Linked DNA regions of Homo sapiens: all the other regions are linked to region 3. The links are chromatin loops, found by intact Hi-C in ENCODE. Cell type or tissue: endothelial cell of umbilical vein. All regions are shown on one strand. Each heading gives the region's core, and the rest is flanking DNA. Links, peaks and the distances in the headings are about the cores only. Region 1 has its middle 74 kb from the start of POMGNT2. Region 2 has its middle 87 kb from the start of POMGNT2. Region 3 has its middle 39 kb from the start of SNRK.

Region 1 (6,550 bases), core at 854-5,853, 67 kb before region 3:
CAGCAATGGCAGTAGCAGGAGCCCAGGGAAACAGATGGCCAAGAAAGAACTCCCTGGGGCAGGGCCAACAATGAATTTTGCCAGCAGTGAGGACTGTTGATAGATGTTAACTGTGTTCCTTCTCTGTGCCTTAATACCCTCTGCTGTCCATATGCCCCAAGGGCAGAGTGTTTCACATGTGCTATGGGTTGGAGGCACTGCATGGGGTGGGGAGAGCTCTGTCCATGCTCAGGCAAAGCCTGTGAGCCTGTGGTGTGCAAAGGAATGGCCCAAGAGCCAGAGGCAAGGAGGAGCAGGGAGGCGGTCAGGCGACTGCGAGGAGACTGTGACACCCTAACATTTCTTGGAAGTACCCAGAAGAGCACTGGCCTGCTGACAGGGATGTACAAGGGGGCCGGAGATCTATGTTTGGCTTTTGAAGGAAAGGATTACTCCAGCAGGCTGGTGGACACTGGGACCTAGGCCATGTGATGGCCGGATGGTGTAATACCCTCTGCAGTGGTGCGCAGCAGCTGTCCTGGGAGAAGTGCACTGGCAATGCTGGGCAGAAGGTGATCAAGTGGAACAGGAGCAATGTTAAAATCTAACTCATGAGTAATATGGAAAGATCTCCAGGATACACTGTCAGGTAATCAAAGGCAGTGTCCCTGGAGGGTGTGCTATGCATTCTCCACGGGACCCCTGAGCTGTCCATACCTGCCTCCATAATGCTCTGTGTCCGGAGGCTGACTTGTAAAGACTGCATCCACAGGCCTCCTTGCCAGGCCTCCTTGCCTTATGACTTCTGGTAGGGATTGGCCAATGGGGGCCCTGCGGAAGGCCCAGAGAGTGGAAAGGGAGCGAGGTGGGGGTATTTACTCCTTGGCACCCCCCCCCCTCTGACTCCCCTGCATTTGCCAGCCCTGTTCCTCATTGCCTCCTGCACACCTAGTCCACACACCCTTGTGAACAGTTAAACCTTCCTCAGTTATCCGGCTGGAGCATGCCGTTTGCTTCCTATTCAGATTCTGACAGATACACAGGGAATACCATATGCTAACTTTTGTGTGCTTAACGGTGGTGGCAGCATGAAAATACATATTTGAATCTGCATAAAGAAATACTAGAAGAATGCATAAGAAGCTAATAAAAGTAGCTTCCCATAGGGGTATGGCAGAGGGACTGGGTGAACCAGGGTAGAGGTGGGCAAGATTTCCCATCATATCTAATTTATATTATTTTGATTTTTGAACCATGTGAGTGACTACTTATCAAACGAACTTAAATTGGAAATAATCTGTTCTACCCCTAAGTCTGATGATTTGGAGGTAACCAGTTTGATGCTGTCCAGACCTTTTACCAAGGAAGCTCCCAATTTTCTTTTTCTTTCTTTCTTTCTTTCTTTCTTTCTTTCTTTCTTTCTTTCTTTCTTTCTTTCTTTCTTTCTTTCTTTCTTCTTTCTCGCTCTCTCTCTTTTTTTTTCACTCTGTCGCCCAGGCTGGAGTGCAGTGGTGCGATCTTAGCTCACTGCAGCCTCTGCCCTCCAAGTTCAAGTGATTCTCCTGCCTTAGCCTCCCGAGTAGCTGGGATTACAGGTGCCTGCCACCGCACCTGGCTAATTTTTTGTATTTTTAGTAGAGACGGGGTTTCACCATCTTGGACAGGCTAGTCTTGAAATCCTAACCTCGTGATCCACCCACCTCGGCCTCCCAAAGTGCTGGGATTACAGCTGTAACCACCACGCCCGGCCGGAAGCTCTCAATTTTAACTCAAAAAATCCACAGCACCGAGGGAAGCAGCTCCTCCAAGCTGGCTGCATGAAGCAGGGCCACAGCCGACTGTCCCATCTGCTTCCCTGCTCCTGCCCTCCTAGAGCTCTGGCCTCAGCCATGGCATCCTAGAGATGGTGTTGCGGGGTTTGTCAACTGACCAGAAGAGAGAGCAAAATTAAATTACATATGAAGGTTGACTGTGGAAAACAAGAGGAGCCAATGTTGAGTAGCAGCATCTCAGTGAGACAGATGATGGCATTGCTTATGGTAACCCTCATCTTGAGAGGGGCTGTTCAGTCTGTGAGGTGCACCACTGGAAGCTTCCAAAAGGCCCAGCAAGACCCATTTCTGTGGCTGACTTGCCATGTGAAACACCCCAGGCATGTGGCCTGCACCTGGAGATGCCACACCCATGCCACCACCACCGTCACCCCGTACACCTTTTGTAAGTGTGCCCCCTGGGGCCTGGCACCAGAGACACACAGATCATGAGCGCAGAACCATACCTGGAGAGGCGCCTCCTGCAACATGAATATTCAACCTCACAGAGAATTTTGACCTTTGCTATTTCTCATTGGCTTTGTGGAATAATCAGAGGAGCCAGCGTGAGAACAAGGCTGGCATTCACAAAGCTTAGCTCTCATTTCCTCATTAATCCTCCGAGTCAGCATTACGAGGCAGGGAGAGGTCAAACACGATTATTGCCTTCATCCAGAACGGTAGGGTAATGGCCTGCCCTGTGTCATGCATGAGTCACAAGCAGAGTGGGGTCTAACCGTGATCTTTGGACCTTGGCTCCTGATTGCAATGGGAAGGTAGAGGTCACAGATGCACAGATTGGCAGAACAGTTACCTGAGCAGTGTGACTTCAAGTTCAAGGCAAAGATCTTCCTCTATGGTTCTGTCTACTGTTGCCCAAGTGGCTACCATTGGTCCTCCTTTGGTGTTAAGCATAGTTTACAGCCAGTATTTCCTAAATGGCCAGAATAGTTCATGGCCAATATTTCCCAAGTGTCTTGGACCAGGGGCTTGCTTTTGGCACTCCTGGTCCAAAATATTTGGGAAATACAGGCCGAGCGGACAGCTGGAGCTGCCTGAAGCATCGCTCCTGGGCCTTGGTAAAAACATCACCTCAATCTGTTCAAATGTTCCCCAAGCTCAGTTCATCAGTCTGGCTGAGTCCTGGGCAGACACGTAGGAAAAGTCCATTTTACTTCGGTAGGAGGGAGTCGCAGATGGCTCTGTGGAGAGATGGGGCCCACCCATCTCAGAGGCAGAAATGAGAGCAGGATGAATCCATGTCTGGGGCAGAAGCCGTGGAGGGAGACAAATGGCATGCAGGTCCTCCAAAAGCCAGCCAGGGGCCCCCTAGGCCGCACCCTGCCTCCAACTCACACTTAGCTTTTGGTGAAAGGCTTTTCCCTGTCTCTTCCAATTATTGCTCTTTTACCTTGTGCTAGGCTCTGGGATAAATCATTTTCATGTATTCTCACAATTTCCAGTGAAAATCTGACACTCAGAGAGGTGAACTGCTCATGCTTGCATAGCTGGGAAATGGTTGAGGTGGAATTTGAACTCCTGTCTGGCTGGAGTCTAAATGTTCCTGCTTCTCAGAACATTCCTATACATTTATTCACGGACCTAAACAAGTTGTGGGGAGGGAGAGGAAGAGGAATGAAGGGGACCAGCTCCGAGGCAGAGAGGAAATGGTGAGGTGGAGACACAGGAAATCCTGACTGTGTATGTATATGCTGTCAGCACGTAAACTGAGCTATTTTAAGGTCAAGGCCAGGGTGCAGCCCAACAGAATTGCGAAAGCAAAATGTGTTTGCTTCTGCAGTTGGCTTTTTAAATACATTTTTCTTTATTAATTGGAGCACTGGTGAACATCTGGGTCATCCTAAATTAGGCCTTTGACATTTGAAAAAATAATCTCAGGTAACAGAGTAAATGGTTCAGGCTCTGTGGCCAGAAGTCTCCTGGTCTCTGACATCCAATCTGTTTCTGCTCACCTGGTCCCTCTTTTTAATAAACTTGCTGGAAAGAGCTCCAGAGAAAAGGGGACCGTCCTGAGAAACTGTGGCCGAGCAAATGCAGCAAAAGACAGGTCCAGCAGAAGTTGGTGGCCACAAATCCAGCAGCCCCTGCAGACAAAGTCCTTAGATAGTTGGGCTCATGTGACTCTTCTGCATACCCCATGGGCAGCATCTGCAAGGGGGTCGTGGGAGTTCTATAGCCCTGTGTGCCCTTTAGGGCGTAGGATCCCCCAACCCTCCACCAAAGCTTCCCATGCAAGTCGAGCTCAAATGCCCACCAATTACAGCCACTGTCACTCCCAGCTCTGGCATGCTAGGTGACCTTGAATAAGTTACTTAACTTCTCCATCCCTCTGTTTTCTTATCTGTAAGATGAGTGTGATAATAACATAAGTGACCTTATGGGGTTGTGATGGGATAAAATGAGACAATACAGGCAAGGCGCTTGAACAGTTCGGGGCACACTGAGCACCATGCAAGCATGTGCGATTCTTCCTTGTTCTGGCTGTGGAGAACATGGGGGAGGGAGGATTGATTGCACACCTTCTGTGTGTCAGAGGGTTTCCACAGATGACCTCTAATGCTTCCTATAATCCCTTAAGAAAGGGGTCATCACCAAAGTTTACAGTTAGGGCACCAAGTCTCGGAGGGGATCAGTAACTTTGCCTAAGGTCACAGGGTTTGGAGACACGTGTCAGGGTTTGTACTCACATAACCCTGACTTCAAAATCTATTATCTGAGTCATTCCACACCTCCTCCCTAAACCACACCTGGCCCGAATTACGTGTAACACCTGCTCAGATGGTTTGGTGATTAAACCGCAGCCTTGGGGGCAGGATCTGGGAAGCTGGACCATGCTCACTCATGACTCCCCGGGATGGGTCTTTTCTATCATTCACAGTTCCCGTTGGTGGCCCAGTGTGGAGTGACCAGAGATGTCACGTTAAGGGAACTGAAAAGTGAGAACAAAGCTAGAAGAGGAGATGGGATCTTGAGGGCAGGAAGGGACACATTCCAGCAGAAACATTCCTGTGTTTTTGGCCTGGCTTTTCACCTGTCCCCCAGGAAAGCTGGCCCCAGGCAGAGTGACACGTGTGAGGAGACTCCTAGGAAAGTCACTCCCTGTGACCGAGGCACCTCCCTGGGCTGGTCCTTGCACCTGTCATCTCATGCACTCTCTACGGGAACTAATGATGATGATTATGCATTTTATAGAGAGGTCACTGAAGCGCATTAAAGTGAAACAAGTTGCTCCAAGCCACACGGCGGAGGAAGATTCAACCTTGAGTCTGGGGTTCAAAGTCTCTGCATTTTCTATGACAGATCCCTTCGCGATAGCAATGGCGCTGCTCGTATAATAGATAATATGTGATAGGGCACTGGCCAAGGCTGGGCTTCTATCAGGGACAAACCCAGGGACAATAACCTATGGGTTATATTCTTTTTATTTTCATTTATTTATTTTTTAATTTTAATTTTTTTTTTTTTTTTTGAGAAGGAGTCTCGCCTTGTCACCCAGCCTGGAGTGCAGTGTCACAATCTCTGCTCACTGCAACCTCTGCCTTCCAGGTTCAAGCAATTCTCCTGTCTCAGCCTCCCAAGTGGCTGGGACTACAGGCGCACATCACCACACCCAGCTAACTTTTGTATTTTTAGTAGAGATGGGGTTTCACCATATTGGTCAGGCTGGTCTCGAACTCCTTACCTCAGGCGATCCACCTGCCTCTGCCTCCCACACTGCTAGGATTACAGGCTTGAGCCACTGTGCCTGGACATATTGTCTTTTTAGACTCTTGTCCCTGAGAGGGACAAGAGGAAACCAAGGGGGCTGGGCTTCTAGGAGGAAAGAGGACATGAAAGCACAGGAGACAGAGAGACAGATAAGTTAAGGAAGAGGAGAAAGGCAAGGAGAAAGAAGAAAATTGGGGAAACAAAGGGAATATATAGACTGTGGGAATGAGTGAGAGACAGCTAGAGCCTAACACAGCCTGCTTGCAAAGCGACAATCTGGGCCTCTGTACTTGATACCTGCCCTGTTCCTGCACCCAATGCTCCAGGAGCTTCATGGTCATCCCCGGAGAGAAGGTCATCTCCTGTCCTGGGAAGGCACTGGGCTGGCTCCGGGGGCTCACTGGAACATTAACAGCCACAGACAGGCACACACACTTGACCTAAGATTCCCAGCATATTACTTCAGTCACTGGCAACTGGAGTGCAAAACCTGCTTGCAATCCCTGAAATTGTGCGAGAGAAGGAAATGCGGCAGCTCATGAGATGCATATTAGGAAAAACATGGAAGAATTTCTCAGAGTCCAAGGTTACCCTTTTTTTTTTTTTGAGACAGAGTCTCACTCTGTCACCCAGGCTGGAGGGCAGTGGTGTGATCTCGGCTCACTGCAAGCTCTGCCTCCTGGGTTCAAGCAATTCTACTGCCTCAGCCTCTGGAGTAGCTGGGATTACAGGCGTGTGCCACCACGCCTGGCTAATTTTTGTATTTTTAGTAGAGACAGGGTTTCATATATTGGCCAGGCTGGTCTCAAACTCCTGACCTCAGGTGATCCACCTTCCTCATCCTCCCAAAGTGCTGGGATTATAGGCATAAGTCACCCCGCCTGATCGTCATTTCCCTTTTAAAGATACTGGCCAGGGAGGTCCTTTGACATCATCATCTTCATTATGGAGATCAAGGAGCCAGAAGATGAAGGAGCCAGAAGGTCACTGGGCTGGGCCTCTGGTCTCATTGAGGGTTTGAGAATGAGGGG
Region 2 (6,550 bases), core at 532-5,531, 55 kb before region 3:
AGAGCAGGTGGAGTTGTGTGGGGTTGGTCGTGCATGGGACTATGAATAGTGACCTTGAGATCCTAGCTTTGGGTGCCCTTGACCATCATGCACTGGAGGAATTTGGGCAACTTGAGCAGGAGGTACAAGGAGTGAGGTCATCAAGGAATACTCCTCAGCCATATCTATCTGACCACAAATGTTCATCTTTCATCTGTGATGTGAGGTGGTCACTAAAGGCAAGAGAAGCTTGCTGTAGTCAAATATTAAGGGTCAGAGCTCTTCCCACTTAAGAATGGAAATTGTACCATTTTTGTACAAACTCAGGGTCAGTTTCTGGGCCACCCAGGGATCTGGGGTTGCCCCAAGAAGAAGAGGTCATTCTTCCTTTTAATCTAGGACCCACTCCTTGAAACTTTTCTCTGTCTACATGCACGTCCTTAATAATCTTGTGGCTTTAAATATCAATATTTTGGTTTCAAAACTCAGATTTGTATCTCTAGCCTCAGCCTCTTCCCAAACCCCAGACTGCCTCTTGACATCCAATTTGGCTATGTATCATCTCAAACTTAAAATTTTAAGACCAACTTCTAATCTGTCTACTCAAGCCCCACACTCCCACAGTCTTTCCCATCTCAGAAAATGGCAGCTCCATTCCCTGGTTGCCTCAGGATAATCTTGGAGTCACCTCTGACCTTTCTTCCCTGTCTCATATTTCTACTAGGAAATCCCGTCAGTTCTACCTTCAAATATATCAAGACTCCATCTCATCTCGCACCTGTAATGTCCTCCTGGTCCAAGTAATCATTGTCCCTCACCTGGATTATTGCAATAGCCTCATAACGGGTCCCCCTGTTCCTACCTTTTCCTGCCTGTAGTTTATTCTTAGGGTTAAGTCATGTTACTGCTCTGCTCTAATCCTCCAATGCTTCCCTATCATGATCAGAGAAAAGTCAAATCCTTCTACCACCCCTCAAGGCCCTACACAGTCAGACTTGGTGACCTTCCTATCTCATCTCCAACTCCCTCCTACCACTGACACGCTCTCTTCCAGCCACCCTGATCTCCCTGTGCTTCCAAGGACATGCCAGGGCTTTTGCATGTGCTGTCCCTTCTGCTGGAACCCTCTTACCTCCGTCTCCAGATGGTTCAATCCTTTCTCTCCTTCAGGCCATTGCTTTCAGGCTTTTGCTGAGCACTCATCTTAAACTGAAGCCTGCTTGACACTCCCAAAGCCCTTCCCCTGCTGTGATATTTTTATTGCCCTTATCCCCAGCTGTTTTGCTATATTTCTTACTCGTTTGTTTATCGTCTGTCTCCCTCAACTAAGATAAAATGTCAGCTGGGCAAGGAAAGGACTTTTTATTCACTCTCCTTGCTGTATTCTCTGCAGCTGGAAGAGTGCCTGACGCAAAATAAGCACTCAATAAATACCTGTTGAGTGAGTGAATGAATCTAAAAAGCGGATGACTGAGATAGTTTTGATTTGACGTGGAAAAATAAAAAAGCATGACTACTATGCACAAAAATGTCATAAAGGAGTTCACACCAAATACACAGAAAAAATATGGCTGTATTAACATTAAAATGTCACAGTGGTTTTCACTGGGTGAGGAGCTACAATGGATTCTCCCTTTGTTTCTATCCATCTATTGTTTCTAATTAATATGCAATAAATATATTGTGTGTGTAATGAAGCCAAAGTAGAGAAATGGTTTTTAAACTGCTGCCTGCTATAAACCAGAGATCCCCATTCTCTGGGCCACGGACTGAGAGCAGTCCAAGGCCTGCTAGGAACCGGGCCACACAGCAGGAAGTGAGTGTTGGGCCAGTGAGCATTACTGCCTGAGCTCCGCCTCCTGTCAGATCGGCAGTGGCATTAGATGCTCATAGGAGCACGAACCCTATGGTGAACTGCACATGCGAGGGATCCAGGTTATGCACTCCTTATGAGAATCTAATGCCTGATGATCTGAGGTGGAACAGTTTCATCCCAAAACCATCCCCCACCACACCAAACCCCCAGTCCATGGAAAAATTGTCTTCCATGAGACCGGTCCCCGGTGCCAAAAGGTTGGGGACTGCTGCTGTAAACTATAAGGTTGTCAGAGGCAAGGATTGTGTGTAGGCATAGGGGCACTTTTAAATTCCCAAAACTGAAAATTTCCATAGCCTAAGATGTTCTATCTCTGGCAGGGCACTAGTCCCCTATTCACAGAGTTGTTCTTTATGTACCAACTGGAATAGCCTTGGATTGCACATGAGAAGGAAGCACCAGTGTGTGGACCAGAGCATCAGTAAGGCTGCTGTCATCAAGAAAGGAAGACACGTGAAGACTCAGGCAATCGATGCCACCTTGCTTGGTATCCTGGCCAGCACAGCCCCCTGCATAAACAATCATCACTTTCATGGAGCTTTGCAGCTGACAGAGGATATTTACATGCATCAGTCCTTGCAACAGCTTTGTACATTGCCTTTTATTCCCTTCCTCAAGGAGGCTTATAGGGGTTACATACTTTGTCCAGGATCTCATAGCCAACTTTCTTCTGTCTGCATTCCTACTGCAACACCACCTGCTTCCATGGTAAACACGTTTCCAAAGACAGCCAGGAAGAAACAAGGAGTTGGGTCAGCAACCTTTCCTAAAAGGAGTAGCATTTGGGGTGGGTCAAATAGCTAAACCCTTGGGGTGCTTAGGGGAAACTGAGGTGGAAAATTGCTGTAAGGGTTTGTCTAGAAAAGATGATGCAATGACTCTATTATCTTAGGGGTATGGGAGTTCCTCTTAGGAAGGGAACTATCTTTTTTTGGAAAAAAGAAAAAAAAAAGACCTTAGTATTAATAAATGCTTGGGAAAGAAAATGGGGCCTTGAAGTTGAAGCTACTCTGCCATAAAGAGTGGGGTACTATTTTCGAGCTTCTAAGAGAGTCTAGAGAGAGAAGAAAGGCGAGAAGAGAAAGGAGCAGGGAGAGGCAAAGGTGGAGAGAGGCTGGAAGAATGGTGTGGAGACACTAGCAGGGGATATTTTGTGGATATAAATCCTTTTCCTCTAATCCAGTGTTTTTGCTTGAGTTAAAAGCAGAGTTACTAAGGGCAAAGAACAACAAACTTGTTCCCTCCCTGATTTCCTGCCTTTCTTGGGGAAAAGACTTAATGGACCCTTTTTCTTTTCTTTTATAGACAGTGCCACATGATTAGTCACAGAGAGCCTCTGATGTTTTTTGCACTCGGGGCAGATTTTCAGACATCAAAGAACTTGAAGAATTCAGTACACTTGTTTAAGGTAGCATTGGGGTTTATCTGTCAGTCTCCTGTGAGTTTGGTCAGCATGGGTCAGCTTCCTTGTGTGCTCCCTGTTCGTTCTCTTAGACTGGTATCTGCCAACACTAGACATAAGCTAAGATTTTCCACTGTAAGGGTTTTCCTCTTCCTAGGGCTGGGCTTGGGCATGAGGTGACACAGAGCTCTGACCATAAAAGAAGGAACACAAGGTCCAGCTTTTCATATGGGGCATCCCCAGGAAGCAAGACCAGAGGCATCCTCCCCTCACCATTCTCATTTCACTCTCTCCTTGTCGCCACCCACCGAAAGGAGCCTGCAAGAAGGGTCTGTAAGCAGCCCTACTCCAAAAGGAGCCCTGGGACCATACTGGGGGAAACTACAACATAGCCTTTACAGCCTACCTAACACCATCACGGTCATTATATGGCTCCTTTATTAGCCAAGGAAGTTATCATCATGCCCATATGGAAGTGAAGATTGCAGGATCATGGAGGTTCAGAAACTTGGTCAAGACCGACAAGTAAGAGGCAGAGTCATGAGTTGAACCCAGGTTTTGTGGGTAGAATAGAGGGGGTCCAAGATTTGGCTTTTTTTTTTCTTTTTTTAGCATCACCTTTGCTCTCTGGATGCTCTAAGTGCTGGTTACTCTCTCTTTGTCCCTGGCTCCTGAGCTCTGCTGTTTGCTTCTTTGACCTGCTGAGCGCCCAGCTGGCTGGTTCCCTGGTGGTCTTGGGGCTGATGGCCTCTGCAGGGCTGGGGTTCTGACAGTGTGAGATGTGCAGCCACGCTCCTTAGACTCCTTTTTTTGTAGGGGGTGAGGTGGGGGAGATAGGAACTCACTGTGTTACCCAGGCTGGAGTGCAGTGGCATGATCTCAGCTCACTGCAATCTCTGCCTCCCCGGTTCAAGCGATTCTCCCACCTCAGCCTCCTGGGTAGCTGGGAATATAGGCGCCTGCCACCACGTCATGCTAATTTTTGTATTTTTAATAGAGATGGGGTGTCACCATGATGGCCAGGCTGGTCTCCAACTCCTGACCTCAGGTGATCTGCCCGCCTCGGCCTCCCAAAGTGCTGAAATTATAAGAGTGAGCCACCGTGCCTGGCCTCCTTAGACTCCTTAGCACTGGCCCTTCCTTTGTCTCTTCAGGGTGGTTACTGCTTCCTGCCATTGCTAGTCCCTGGCCAACTCTGTTCTCAAGGTTGGTTTCCTTCACCCTACCCACCCCCTGGATAAGTCACTTTCCAAAATTATTCTTCACTCCATCACTTTGAATGTACCCTCTGCTTCTGTGGGGCCCTTGGCTGATAAACCCAGCATGACACATGGGCAAAAATGCGGCTGCCCTGGGATCCTCTGCCTCCTCTCGTGGCCCCTGGAACTGCTGAGAAATCTGAGTTCCAGAAGCAGTTTGCAGCCACCGGCCTGCCTGCCGGGCAGTAGAACCACTGTGCCACTGTCAGGGTGTCTGCCAGCTCAGAGGTGCTGCCCTTCAGTGGGGCCCGAAGGGCTTGAGACCTGTGTCCCTCCCTCCCCTCCTTCCTGTCTATTCTGAAGGTGTTGACACCACCAGCTTCCCAGAACTTTAGGGGTACATCTCACACATTCCTGGAGACGACTGCTCTTCCAGGGTCTAATTTTCCTCTCACCCTCACAGTTTTGCAACCTGAGCAAGACCTAGGAGGAGCCAAGTTGTGAGGAAGGAAGAGAGGTTTCAAGAAGTGGACTTTGTCTTTTTGGAAGTGACTTGCCCTGCAGCTGCCCTGTGGTATTTGCTCCCCAGGCATAGGCAGGCGTAGGGGCTGGTCGGTGGTCCCCATGTGCCGGTCAGCACCCCAGGAGCAAGTGTTCTGCCATCCTGTTCCTCTCTCCAAGAGGTCTGAACACTTGCTCTGCTGAGTAGAAGAGCCACTGATTCAGTCACTTGTACCCTGTCCTTTGCAGGAAGCCGGAAGTCTCTGGGTGTGTTTACACACAGGCATGCATGCTCTCAAACACGCAGACACATCCTAAGCAGAGGAGCAAAAGGGTGGCCCTGAGCAGATAAGAAGTCACTTTCTCAAAGTCTCATTCCTCCTCCTGCAGGCCAGGAGCCTGAAGCATCTCAGACTGGGGGTGCCCAGAAGCTGAAGGCACCAGGGAGGCTGGCCAACCACCCTGGCCAAGGACACCAGCTTCACTTCCACAGTAATCAGTGCATCTGAGGGACAGCCTCACAGAATGCCCCAGAATGGGGGGAAATTCCCTCAAAGAAGAGAACCCACCGACCAGCCAGTTCATATCCCCCACTGTTTGCAAAGCTGCATTTCCCAGAACAAATCCACAAACTGGCATGTGAATTTGACCATCTGTCTCTAGTGATTTTGATTCCCATCAATCAGTCCCTCAAAGCCTTATCCAATAATAATAACTTCTTAAGAAGTGTTTGAATGTCTGTCCGTGCATGCATTCATTCTGCATTGAATTGCTTATGATTATGAGGCACATGGTGTAGCCTGGGAGGCAGAGACTGAGGAGCAAAAACAGCCCAAGCTCACCAGAAGCTGACGTTCTAGGGGAGGGCATAGGGCACCACACAGGCCTCTCAAACAAGCCTGGTGCAGGGAGATGCTGAGAGGGGCCATGATCCTTGTAGTTACCTGTCTGCACATATGAACATGGAGTTTCCTGAGGAGCCTGCCCGCCCCTCCGCATGACCCTCCCCACCTCTGTTTCCCTTGACAGCCTGTCCCCACATCCCAATCTCCCCCAGTACACACACAACATTTTGTCTCTTCTCTCTCCTCTCACCCTGCTCCCACCCACCTTTCCCTATGTTATCCCATCCCTTCAAACCAACAGGAATTCTCCCCTGTTGGAGGCAAGAAGGAGACAGCCATCCCAAAAGACAAGGCACCGAACTAGAATGAAACCAGAATCATGTCAAACAATTCCCAGGGGAGGGGGAAAGGCCACAGATGATAATGAAAATGTTGCTTGCTGCCGTGACAACCGCAATCATTCAGCCACAGTACCAAGGCTTTGGAGGCAACAATATCAATTGAATGTTTATTTCCCCAGCACAAGAAGCATCCCAAAGGAGGTGGAAGCCAAAAAGGAGACATCTTGGGGACTCCACCTGTCACCTGCTGGACAACTGGAGTGCCTGGCAAGGATTGGCTCTTCTTTTTCCAATCTGCCATTAACTATGACATCACTTTCAACTTTGCCTGTGTCTAACTCTTCATCTGTATCAACCAGTTTGGCTAAGGGCATTGGGAGTCCACTGGGATTTCTCCCAGGTGAGGA
Region 3 (6,550 bases), core at 696-5,695:
GCCCCAATTTGAGTATCGACAAACCATCAAAGGCAAATGGAAGCAGAGTCTTGGGCCCTTCACTAAAGTCCTACCACAACAGGATGTGGGCTTCACACATTCCTTGGTTATCTCTGAAGATCACTCCAGTGACCTCCTTGCCATCTCAACCATCCCTTCTCAGCCTCATTTTGTACTTGCCCCTCAGATCATAAGACCAATGCAGCCCTGAATTGTATGAAGGGTGTTTCTGACCCTTGATTCAGGACCTTCTAGGGGCGAATGTCTCCAACTCCCATCCTCTTCCCCTTAGCTACTGGCACAGAACTTCTTCCTTCTCTCTTGCTGTGGTCTGATGGCTTGAAGAGAACCACAAAGCTGACACAGGACAGACTGTAGTCTTGGACACCCTGCAGAGCCTTGTTTCATTCCGTAATGAGATTAATAAAAGCTGTCTGTTTTATCTGCTTTACAGAGCTGTTGTGAGGATCAAAAAAATGAAAGTCTACCCAAGTCTGAGGTTTGCTATAAAGCCCATTATAAGTGTTCCTTGGTATTATCTATTTTTATACAATTGAATGTTTAATGTTAGACAGTATCCTTAGTGACTCTTCAAACAGCCCAATGTTATTTCCTTTCTCATAAAAAATGAGGATTAATGCAATATGTTTCCACCCAGAAAAATCTTAACTAAGAGGAGGGGTAGCAATCAGTGTCCTCAAATATATCCATGAAATGGTCCTGTAAAGAGGATTCTCAGGCCCATATAAATGGATATGTGGCTCCTAGACCATGTTCCTGCTCTGGTCATTAGCTACAGATCTGGCTTTTGCTCATTTGGGAACTGCTGACATTGACTTTTCATTGGTTTTGATTTTTTCTTGGCCTTCATTACTTCCTTTCTTTCTTCCTCCCTCCCTGGCTTCCTAAACTTTTGTGATGTTCAAACTTTTGGCACAAAGGACTGCTGATGTACCTTTTGTACAACAAGCTGTCATGCTTTACTTTTATAAGAAGACACAATCAAATGTTGTTTTTTAAAGCTTCTAGGAACCTTTTGAGAACAGATTTTGTCCAGTTCTGTTCATATTTTGAACAGAAACAGTTCAGGTCTTCCTACTTCCCCGCCTACTGGTGGAACACCCACTCCAGGTTCAAGTGTCAACAAAACCATCAAAGGCAAATGGAAGCTGAGGCTTGGATCCTTCACCAAAAATGTCTGTCAACAGAATGCAGGATCAGATATTGGGCACCAGTTATATTTCTTGTGGTGCCACCAAAACTCCCAACCTAAAATCATCTTGGGAGAGTGGAAGTTGGGGCCAAAACCCTGGAGAACTGCTATTAAAGCACTGCGGGTGAAAGGGATCCCTTTTAATACCCCCAAGAAACTTCGCTCTTGATTAGTTCTGGGCCAAATAAATCATAGCTGTATTGAACTTTCACCTGAATCAATTTCCTCATGCGAGCCTCTCAATCCTCAGAGAGACATCAACCAACAGAAACGATTCCAGGATGGGGCCAAGCTATTAATAGGTCTTCAGCACGTTGGCAGATGAGGAGCTCTCTAAGGTGGAATCAGAGGCTGAACTAGATCTGCAAACCTCCATAGTTCCTAATATTTGGTCACCTTCTTGTCCCTGCGTTATAATAAGATTTAGATTCAATTTGTCAAAGCCTGTCATTTAGTCCACCTTGGAATTTTCATCTGCAGAACATAGGCAATCACAAATCTTCACCTCCCTCCTTTCCAAGAGGTGAGATTTTGAAATCCTGGTCAATTCACATGTGTGGTAAGTGCTCAGGTGTAATAACAATCATCTGCCTTTAGATCCATTCTCTCACTAAAACCTCACTAAATGCCAGGAGGCTAAGGCAAGTACTACCAGAGTCCCTTTTTATAGTTGAAGCAACTGAGATTCAGAGAGTTGGAGGGGATTTCTCCAAGGTCCTACTGTTGGTAAACAACAGAGCTACATCTCAGCCCTACATGTGTCTAAGTCTTATGCAGTTTCTTTGCATTCAGAGGGTTAACCTAGAGTTGTTGGGCTGGCCTCAGGAGATTGCCTAAAAGAATATATATGTATAGCACATGTATTTTTCTACAAAGGGAGTCCAGAGCTGTCCTGGAATTTTCAGAGATGCAAGACTAAAACATTGTTAAGAACTTTCTGCCTGCTTCATCTGGCATAGAGTATGCATTCAACATTTGTATGCTGAATTGAGGATTCATTGTGAGGGAGCAACAGGAAGATGTGGGTCTCAGGGGGATAACACTATTTATTCAGAAGAGACCCAGTGGAGAATGACCCCCAGGCGGCAGCAGCTGAGGTTCTGGCCGTGGTTACCTAGAGAGCACGTGCAGTGTGCTATGGGTAAACTGGTGGACGGCTAGGCAAATTTTATGATGGATATTTAGTCTGAAACCCAGGACCAATCCAATTCACTTGGAGAGGACACATCACTGTAGAAGTCTATAAAAAGAACCCTGTTGAAAGAGAGAAATTTCTTGCCCCTTTCTGTACTTGGAGTGTAATGACGAGTTTAGGGGTTCCTGAGTCTTCCCTGGATGAAGAGACCCTCTGGTGCTTTTTAAGAAGCAAAGAAACAAAACCTTCCTGGGGAGATACCCTTCACTGGCTGCCCAAGCCTCATCCCAGAGTGAGATAAAGGGGAAGGTTGAACCTCTTGGCCTTATGCAGAGAAGATAAATGAATATGAGGCTTTGGCAATAGAGCTGGAACAAATGTGTTGATCAAGGAGGATCATTGTCAAGCCAGTTTTCATCTCAGCAACTGGACTAGCATTAGAGACACTCATTTGAAAACCTTAAAGAACTCGACATGTATGATGGTGTGGCATCCCATCAGAGATGTGAAGTACAATCAGGACATTTTTATCCTAATGACAGAATATTATGTCCTCCCCTCTTGGTTAACAGGACACATGCTGCTAGAATGTGTAAAATCTGATTCACTTGGGCAGTAAGAAACAAGCATAACAACCCCAAGTCAGGCTGCTAGTTTTGGATGGTTTGGGTCTTTGTGTTTGACAGGATGTGTTTAGAGGAGAGATTTCCGTAGCCACTGAAGCACAGAGCAACCTGGTGCCCAAAGAAGAATGAGAGGAAGCAAGAGCTGTGTGTGTCTCATGGTAAACAATGAGGCCGGAAGCATCCATCTGGAATGCAGTCAAAAACAAAAAACCCTGGCCACTCAGATGCTGGAGCACCAATGCAGCTTTTTGGCAAAACTTTGACAGATGTCAGATATTAAAGAATGCATGTGTGGAAATGAGTTATATGGGGAGAAGTTAGGAACAAGAATTATTAGTAACCAAATAGTGTATGTTTGTGCATGAAAGGTGGGGAGGGCGTCAAAAAGAAGCCCAGAGTCTGTTGCTGGAAATATCCTAAGTTTAAAATTCAGCCCACAATCCATCTCAGTCCCTTTCAGTAGAGTCCTGGCACTGGGCTTGGCTCCTGGCAGCTCTTTGGGGGACCCCAAGAATAATAGCATGGGAAGAAATTTATGACATGTTTCAAGATCGTTGAATGCTTCTTAATCAAGTTATAGTGAGGAGGAGAGGTTCAAGCAGCAGTACTGGCATTATTTTAATTCACCAAGTGGGAAATTATTGAAGCATATTTTATATAATTAGGGTCAAGAATGGATTTGGTGTCATTTAAGGCAAATGTCCTGAACACAAAGCCGATTCAGCTGGCATGATTTCTAGCCTTGAGAACAGCAAGTCTGGCAACAATTAATCAGGCCAGAGGAAACAGTACAGAGACCACTGTTTGGCCACCCTCTGCACAAACCAGGGCAAGGAATTATGGAACTCCAGCAGCTAGCAATAGAAAGGGCCCTCTGGAATACAGCAAAATGTTGTAGGTAATGGCTTGTGTCCGGAACATCTCAGGAAGTTTTATGAATGTTAATTTAATTGTGCAATAGGCAAGGAAAGTCAGTAGTCCTTGTTTTACAAGTGCTAAGCATGCTAAGAGCTAGGTCTCCTTAGGGCTCACCAGGTGTCCTGGAGTGAATTGTCCTGGGGGTGAATTGCTGAGAGATCAAAACAAAAAAAGAAAGAAAGAAAGAAAAAAAGAAACCAACATTATTAACAACACAGCTGATGAGCAGAAACAGGACTTGGAGCAGAACCATGATGCTTAGCACAGATGCATCCATTCAGGACCAAAAAATGTTGTCCTGAGCCTCAAAGCTGTCAAGCTGTGTGCAAGAAAGAATGACAATGAACCCCCCCAAGCAGCCTCATGGCATTCTTGGACTATAAGCCTCTGAGGAGACTGGCTCCCAGCATGCGGAAGTCTGAGGTTCAAGTGTGGTAACAGCTTGCTAGTGGATGCTATGGAGCCAGAGCCAAAAGACACACATGCCACTCACTGTTTATTGCTTTGCTTTTCCCCTTTGGCCACTCCCTGTAGATGCCTCGGGGATAAGACCAGCAGACTTGTCTCCAGGCATATTCCAAGGAAAATGTTGGGAAGCAGAGCACCAAGTTCTATTACATACAACAGAGCAGATAAACAGATGAATGGAGAACGGAAACCTCATAGACACAGGTGACATAGTGTAAGAAGACTCACAATTTCAATGACTCAGACAAGATGGAAGTTGCTTCTCTCTCAGGTAACAACCTGGACATAAATAGTCTTGGGGAAGTATAATGGCTTTATGGTGAAGGGACCCAGACTCCTTCAATCTTGTTTCTCCTCTGTGCCTAGGGCATTGCCCTCATCTAAATGGTCCAAGATAACTCATGACCATCATGGCCACATTCCGATAGGAAAGGAGAAGGAGAGGGCACTCCTGTATCTGGTATGAGAACAACCTGGAAGTTGTACACATCACTTCTACTCACATCCCATTGGTTCGGAAATAGTCATCTGATCACACCCAACTGTAGAGGAGGCTGGGAAATGTAATCTCTTTTTTTTTTCTGGGTAGCCAAGTGCTTAGCTAAGAATTATATTTCTATGAGAGCAGGAGAGAGGCAGTCTGAAGGAGCAAAGTGTGATGGCAGCCAAGTCTTTGGCTGTCTGTTGGAAGTCTCCCACCCCACACTCCTTCATCAGTTACTCCTCCCTTTCCTCCCTCTAGTACACAACACTCCCTTTCCTGAGCTCCACACAGCGCCTCCAGGCCTGCTCTTTGCCAGTACTCTGCTACCCAGATTCCATGATCCTGCTAGCACTCACTTCTTATCCTGCGCTTTTCACATTCTCTTTTTCCCTCAGATCAAAGCAACTTAAAAATAAGGAAGAAAATGTTGCAACTTGCATGAATATCTGAGGAACACTTTTGCCTGGTTATAACTCCTTGTATTAATTATCTTGACACTTTAAACCATCACCTCCCTAAATGCAATGGGAGCCTTCTGTTCATAGAAAGTGGCTCTAGCATTTTTCTGTACTATGTGTGCTCAAAAACATCAAAGATATAATTTCAAACACACAAGTCAAGATTCACTTTGCCCTGGGTAATGGTGATACATACATATATATATGTATGTATGACTCAATATGCAAATATATGTATATATGTGTAGATGACTAAATATGCAAATATGTACATATGAGACTAAATATGCAAATGAACAATGACCAGACCATATATGACAATAGAATTCAGACTCACATAAGAAGCCCAGAAAGCCAAATCACAGTCTCTGAAGCAATTGGCACAGGTCAGGACTTGGTCAATGACTGCCAGCTTCCCTACATTTGGGCCCTACTTTTCCAACTCAGAACCAAACAGAAAAAAACAAATATGATGCCCTAACAATCACATAGGATGCCCCCCCCCCCTTGTTGTTAGCCCACCTCCAGCTTCCCCCATGCTATCAGCCTCCAATCAGGGCACACCTGAAGTCTTCCCATTTTTCTGCCATAAAGTTTTCCCACTCCTGCTTGCCTTTGAGTCCCTGCCAATGAGAAGTGATGACGCTGATTCCCTTGCTATAGCAAGTTCTGAATAAATAACCTCTTATTTTCATTTGGGTGGTCTTTGTCTATTTTCACCCTTGCAAAAAACTCACTGAGCTGAATATTTAAGATCAATGCTCTTTATACTAATTACTGTATATATCTCATCCATCAGAAATATCTTGGAACCTGCCTGGTGAGGTGATGTGCACCTGTAATCCCAGCTACTTGGGAGGCTGAGGCAAGAGGATTGCTTGAGCCCAAGAGTTTGAGACCAACCTGGGCAACATAGCAAGACCCATCTCTAAAAAAAATATTAAAATCTTTATTTTGCTCAGCTGTCTGATGAAGAAGTTAATAATAAGGACTAGTAAAGGAAAAGTAAAGTCAATGGTAAGATAAAGTAAGTACTGCCAGTTTCCATAGGCAGCGACAGAACTAACAACTTCTCATTGCCTGTTCATTTGAAATGTCAAAAGCAGACTTAGGGATGTCTCCTTCATTTTATGGAGACACTATACTCACTGTGTTGAAAAGGAAGATTAGAATAAAACATCCAGAGAAATTGTGTGTCCAGAGTTTCTGGGGCACTGTTCCATTCCCTAGCATCTGCATGGGGGGGTT

What was found. Peaks named below come from ENCODE experiments on the same cell type or tissue, not always from the same donor. Only the 100,000 strongest peaks of a DNase experiment are listed, where the experiment ranks them.
Region 1: a loop joins it to region 3, with 6 times the contacts of the local background. A loop is called at or near these places in 3 of 110 quality-filtered maps.
Region 2: it touches region 3 in a loop (2.8-fold over the local background); 3 of 110 quality-filtered maps call a loop at or near these places.

Annotation. Positions count from the first base shown.
Region 1 is chr3:43,176,760-43,183,309 of GRCh38, forward strand. No RefSeq gene overlaps it. Among named protein-coding and RNA genes, the nearest start is that of POMGNT2, 74 kb to the left of the region's middle. RefSeq lists enhancers at 2,298-2,592, 2,358-2,652, 3,359-3,418, 5,051-5,100. In endothelial cell of umbilical vein, for the core only: no CTCF peak of the experiment used is centred there; DNase peaks (open chromatin) are centred at 2,442 and 3,452; H3K27ac peaks cover 3,292 bases.
Region 2 is chr3:43,189,515-43,196,064 of GRCh38, forward strand. No RefSeq gene overlaps it. Among named protein-coding and RNA genes, the nearest start is that of POMGNT2, 87 kb to the left of the region's middle. In endothelial cell of umbilical vein, for the core only: no CTCF peak of the experiment used is centred there; DNase peaks (open chromatin) are centred at 1,397 and 3,347; H3K27ac peaks cover 4,416 bases.
Region 3 is chr3:43,244,057-43,250,606 of GRCh38, forward strand. No RefSeq gene overlaps it. Among named protein-coding and RNA genes, the nearest start is that of SNRK, 39 kb to the right of the region's middle. In endothelial cell of umbilical vein, for the core only: no CTCF peak of the experiment used is centred there; DNase peaks (open chromatin) are centred at 3,075, 3,705 and 4,375; H3K27ac peaks cover 4,142 bases.